Regions from separate parts of the Homo sapiens genome. Here region 1 is linked to region 2. A link is an interaction called in ENCODE POLR2A ChIA-PET data of the cell type or tissue named here. Cell type or tissue: PC-9. All regions are shown on one strand. Each heading gives the region's core, and the rest is flanking DNA. Links, peaks and the distances in the headings are about the cores only.

Region 1 (2,910 bases), core at 180-2,679, 64 kb after region 2:
GCGGTTTCACCGTGTTAGCCAGGATGGTCTCCATCTCCTGACTTCGTGATCCACCCGCCTCGGCCTCCCAAAGTGCTGGGATTACAGGCGTGAGCCACCGCGCCCGGCCGAGATGTTTTTATTTTTTTCAAAAAATAGCCAGGTCTAGTGGCACGTGCCTGTAGTCCCAGCCACCCGGGAGGCTGAGGTGGGAGGATTGCTTGAGCCCCGGAGTTCTAAACCACAGTGAGCTATAATTGCACCACTGCACTCCAACCTGGGCGACAGAGTGAGAATCTGCCTCCAAAAAAAAAAAAGAAAAGGAAAAAATAAAATGTAAGTCTGGTGTGTATGTGTAAAACTAAAGCAAAAACAAAAAAACTAATTTGGAGTCCTTAAAGAAACTCTGGACAAAGGTGTGCTTCCAGAAAATAAAACCAGAGGCTCAGGAGGTGACCTGAAGTCGTCCCTCAGGAAAGTGCCTTTCAAAACCAATCAGGCAGGAAACAGGACATCCCACATAATGAGGCAAACTAACTAGGGAGCTAAACATAATTTCAGGTGCCTTTTGCCAAGAATTCAACAGGCCATTCAGCTCGCAAACCTGTACTTAGTACCCATTATGTGTCCTCCACCACACAACGAGCAAGAGGGAATGGAGGAATATTTCTGCAACTCTATTCCCTTAAATACATACATATACATACATGTATATATAGGTATATTCAAAGCAGTCTATATTAGCATTTAAAAGACCAGGGTACAAACATGTGCTAAGTAACGATGATAAAATAGAATCCTTTTCCTGTTGCTGTTGTTGCTGCTGTCCATAGACAAAGCCTCTAAAGAGACTGACCTCCTTACAGTGTGCTTTGAAGCAGATAGGCTGTAAGTGGAAGCTCCAATGTCACCAAGTACACTAGATGTACCAAGAGAGACAAACACTGAGCTGGGGAATCCACCCAAGATTTTAAAGAGATGAAGAACAAAATACTGTAATGGAAATGTTTGCCAAAATCTCTCTCCTATCATTCTGCTCAGCCACTAGGCTAGGAGTGTCCCAGGCGCCCTGCCTGGATTGTAGCCTGGAGTGGACTGTCTGGTCAGGCCAGCTGCCTTCTCACAAGCACTGGAATGTCACAATGCCCCTTGGTATCTGTTTCTTCTCCTGAAAAATTGGGATATTCATAGTCCCTACCTGCTAGACCAGAAATGATATCATGTATGTTCAACAATTAAAACAGTGCCTGATGCATGGTAAATGCTCAATACATGTGAATAATCATCAGTGAAGCCCAGGGCCCCCCGGTAAAATCGAAAGTCGCAGAAGTACGTCTCTGTGGAGGGAAATCATTTCCATGTTTCCAAACCCCTCCACAGGGAATCATGCCGCACACAAGTCTTCCATTTCGGGGAAGCTTACATGTTGGATTTGGGAGCTCTTCCTCCACCCAGCTTTCCATGGGGCCTCAGGCACAGTCTTTTGAATACCTGCAAATGTGACACATTTGTGCCCCAGATATAATTTTTGGAAAAAGATAAAAAATGTCCAGCTAAGCCTGGTGAATGAGTATGAGTCATAGTCTGCTCAAAGACCACTGATGATGACACAATAGCACCCGCTCTCCAGCTGCTCCAGAGAGCACCAGGGTCTCCTGAGAGCTGACCTTTCTCAGGCCCCTAGCTGATATGACACTGCCACCTGGTGAGGCTGAACGGAACTACAGGGAAGTTCTTGAAGCAAACAAATCCCTAAAAAAAAGTAAAACCAAAGCTGAGCCCCTGGATGACAGCCCTGAAGCTCAGTAATAGTACAGAGAACTCCAGTTTCCCCTTTTGCCAAATGTTCCCCTGGAGTTAAATTAACTTGATCTACTCAGCCAACTTCAAGCTTTTGCTAGGCAGTTAATATTTCTGTCCTTCCTTTTTGTTTTACACTTGGAGACATAATTTATACACACACTCTCGCATATTTATATGCATTTTAGGAAAATTTTATATACATTGCATATGTAAATCTTAACTGTACAATTTTGACAAACAGATACACAGTTGTATGCACACCCCAATCAGGATAAGGAATGTCATCGCCCTAGAAAGTTTGTTCTGCCCCTTCCCAGGCAGTCCCCCTCAAAGTAGCAGTGACTCTTCTACTTTCTGTCACTATAGATCAGTGCTGACTTTTCTAGAGTTTCATATAAATGAAATAATGTAATACGTACTGTAGTGTTCTGACTTCTTTCACTCAACATGAGGTTTTGAAATGAGCTCATTTGTTTTATTGTTGAGTAGTCCATTGTGTGAATACACTGTAATTTGTTTTTCTATTATACTGCTAATGGACATTTGGGCTGTTTCCAGTTGTGAAGAGCATTGCTAGGAACATGCTTGAAGAAGTCTTTTTGTGAACATATGTGTTCATTTCTCTCGGGCAAACATCCAGGAGTCAGATTGCTGGGTCAATGGGTATCTTTATAAGAAATTATCAAACCATTTTCCAAAGTGGTAGTAGCATTTTTATCTTCCCACCAGTAGTGTGAGACCTTCCTTATATTTTTTTAGGTTGGAAGGGGTCCAATTGTACATAAGCAGCAACATAAGTGCTAAGAAGCACTCACAGACACTATCGTGTCAGCACTGGGTGAAGTGGGCATTCTCTACAACTCCCCACACTTTAAAATGGAAATGCTGGATTAAAACATCATAAATCAGCTCATGAAAACATAAGAGCAACCCCCAGAGCTTTAAAAACACATAGTCATTCCTCACTAAAAGGAACCAAGGATCCTTGGCTGATTCCAGATTTGGTGCAAGGAAAGAACAAAGTGAGCCTGAAACCTCCATCCCATCGGAAGCAGGGAGGCACCCAGAGGCGGCGACGGAGGAGCCAGCGCGGGGGTCTGCCACTTCCCGTCTCACCATCGCTGAGTG
Region 2 (2,910 bases), core at 300-2,799:
ACCCCATTCCCCCAGCACCTACCTTAGCCGGCTGCATCCTGGGCGCTGAAGAAAACTGTTGCCAGCCTCCCCACTTCACAGCCGAGGCAGACAAGACTGCCCAGGCCGGCTGGCAGCTGCCTCATGTTTGCTTGGACCCAGACGTAATTGTCAACGGCGGCTTCTCGCCCTCCCCCTGCCCACCCCTTCCTCCCTGCCGGCTTCTATCGCTCCACCCCTCTGCCTCCTCGCTCCCTCCCTTTCTCTCTTTCTCTCTCTCTCTCTCTCTCCCCTCTTTCTCTCTCTCTCTCTCCCCTCTTTCTCTCTCTCTCTCCATGGCCCCTAATCCTGGTCTCTCAGAGCCTGTCCAAGCCTCTGTCTGGCTCTCCTGGCCTCTCCCCTACCCTGTCACCAGCGGCTCTCTGTGCCTCCCCTGCCCGCTGCCTCTTTCTCTGCTCCTTGCCCTTTTTGGTCACCAAGGAGGAATGGGGGTAGAGGGTGCAGGGAGCTGGGGCTGGGGAGAGGGGAGTTCAGGGCAGGAGTTTCTGCCCCAAGAAGTGGGGAGGAGCAGCAGTTGAACCCAGAGTGCCCAGGAGGGACTGTGGAAGTGGAAAAGGAAGGGATCATTCCTGGAGGTATTTTCCAGAACAAGCCAGGACACCCCCACTGCCCCAGTCCCGCCTGCCACTCTTCACAGACACAGGACAGTGCCACCCTTATGATGATCTCAGCCCAAGGGGCCCCCAGGACAGCAGGGAGCCACTGCACCCAGCATCTGAAGCGTCCTCTCTCAGGGTCCTGGCCTGAGGTGCTGGTCTGCAAGGTGCTGGTCTGGGGCTCACATCCTAGAAACAGCAACAGCCACCAGGGCTACATCAGCAGGGTGACACTCAGGGTCCTTCCACCTCTTTCATCTGTCCCTTATTAACTACCTCCCATTCACCCATCCGAGGGCCTCGAAGCACGGGTGTCTCCCCAAAGCATGACCTGCTCATGCTCTCCAGCTGTGCTGGGTCCCCTCCCAGCTCCCAAGTCAGGATGCATCCAGGGTGGCTGAGGACCTGACGGGATCTCCTGGGGTGTGAGGGTGAAGGATGGGGCCGAGGGCTCCCAGGCATCCCTGAGAGAGGGGGCTGTGTCCTGTCCCTTGGGCGGGCAGCTCCTGGGCATTTGCTTGGCCCCCAAGCAAACCACTCAGGAGCCAGGTGCCTGAAACCTTTGCCAAGTTTCCCTTTTTGGAGCCCAGAGGAGCCAGCCTGTGCCAGTAGTTCCCATGGAGACGAAGCCCTAGGATGCCTCCCTCCTTTGCAGCCTGCACAATTGTGCTTGCATGCCCTTTTCCTTTTTTTTTTTTTTTTTTTTTGAGCCAACCAATTACCTCCAACTTTCAGATCCTCAGGGGAAGAAAATAGCCTGGAGCTGTCGACCCACCGAGGCAAGGAGGACTGTTTCCAGAGGGGAGGTGGCAGCCCAGGTGTCTGGCCCTGTGCGACTTCAGAACAGGCTGGACTTCACACTGGGGAAGGGGCTCGGCAGAGCCCGGAGGACTCCCTAGCTGCCCCCGCCCCACCCACACTGCACCCTAGGAAGTGGAGGGAGGCAAGCGCCTTCATGGCTGCCAGCTCAGGGCCGGCATCCTGGGAGCTCATCTGCTTTTTTTTTTTTTTTTTTTTTTTTTGAGACAGGGTCTCACTCTCTCACCCAGGCTGGAGTACAGTGGTATGATCATGGCTCACTGCAGCCTTGACCTCCCAGGCTCAAGCAATCCTCCTATTTCAGCCTCCCAAGTAGCTGGGACTACAAGGCTCATGCCACCATGCACGGCTAATTTTTGTATTTTTTCGTAGAGATGGGGTCTCACTATGTTGCCCAGGCTGGTCTCAAAGTCTGGGGCTCAAGTGATCCACCTGCCTCTGCCTCCCAAAGTGCTGGAGTTCCAGGCATGAGCCACCGTGCCCAGCCCCATCCTCCTTTCACTGCCTGAGACAGTCCTGCCCTCCTGACTCTGAGCAAGCCTCGCCTCCGCAAGCAGGGACGCATTGAGCATTTTGAGTCCTCATAGTGACCTTGGGAGAAAAGTGTAATTATCTCACTCTACAGATGATAATGGTGAGACCCAGAAAAGCTAAAAGACTGGCCCAAGTCACAGGCTAGGGAGTGGTAAAGCCAGGTCCCAAAGCCTGTTGCCTTCTTCCTAGAGTGAGCACCGTGGATGCTGAGATCCCGCTGGCGGTTCTATGCCCACGGCTTACACAGCAGCTTGGAAACTTGGTGACTGCACTGCCGTGATGGGCTGGTCTTCCTGACGGCCTGGCCGGAGGAGTCAGGAGCAGAGGAACCCACTCATCACAGCAGCACCCCCAAGAGCTGCTCGCCCCTGCTTGGCACACTCGCTGACATCCCACACTCAGATGCGCTGTCCTCGGAGTTCACCAGCCGTGACACCGCGGGCCTGGGACAACTGCCCTGCTCTGCTGGACCCACCGGCTGTTCGGGCCTTGCGAACCTCCCACTGCAGCTAGCACCTGGGTGGACACCCCTCATACAGATGTGGGGCGTATGTGACCCTGCCACCACACCCCCCTTCCTCAGTGGCCTATCCAGGGCCCCAAGTGCTTCCAGCTGGGTCCCTCCCCTGGGCCTGTGGGGAACACAGGAATGAGAAGGGGAGGAGAAAGGGGGCTGGACTCCCACATGGGCCTCAGAGGCGGACCTGTTGTGGGCACACGGGCATCTGCAGACTTCCCAGAGACGGCCTTGGCAATTCCCAGTATTCTCTGCGGTATATCAGACCCACAGAAGGTTAAGGAGGCTGTGGAAGGACCTGGTCTTGTCCACTAGGAACGCTTCAGCCCTGTGTTTCCCACTGTGGTTTCCTCACATAGGGGCTGTGGGGAGAAACTGAGGCTGGGGGGAGTTTGGAAGTGGGAA

Evidence for each region. Peaks named below come from ENCODE experiments on the same cell type or tissue, not always from the same donor. Only the 100,000 strongest peaks of a DNase experiment are listed, where the experiment ranks them.
Region 1: POLR2A ChIA-PET joins it to region 2 with 10 read pairs; 3 of 35 experiments call an interaction of 5 or more read pairs at or near these places.

Annotation. Positions count from the first base shown.
Region 1 is chr2:95,230,591-95,233,500 of GRCh38, reverse strand. It overlaps a transcript of ZNF892 not described here. Among named protein-coding and RNA genes, the nearest start is that of ZNF892, 25 kb to the right of the region's middle. In PC-9, for the core only: CTCF peaks have their summits at 1,466 and 1,675 (motif pointing left); a DNase peak (open chromatin) is centred at 1,660.
Region 2 is chr2:95,294,566-95,297,475 of GRCh38, reverse strand. KCNIP3 (potassium voltage-gated channel interacting protein 3) reads right to left here and starts at 129. Exons shown (of 9, transcript NM_013434.5): 1 at 23-129. The coding sequence starts at 37. In PC-9, for the core only: no CTCF peak of the experiment used is centred there; a DNase peak (open chromatin) is centred at 1,238; H3K27me3 peaks cover 283 bases.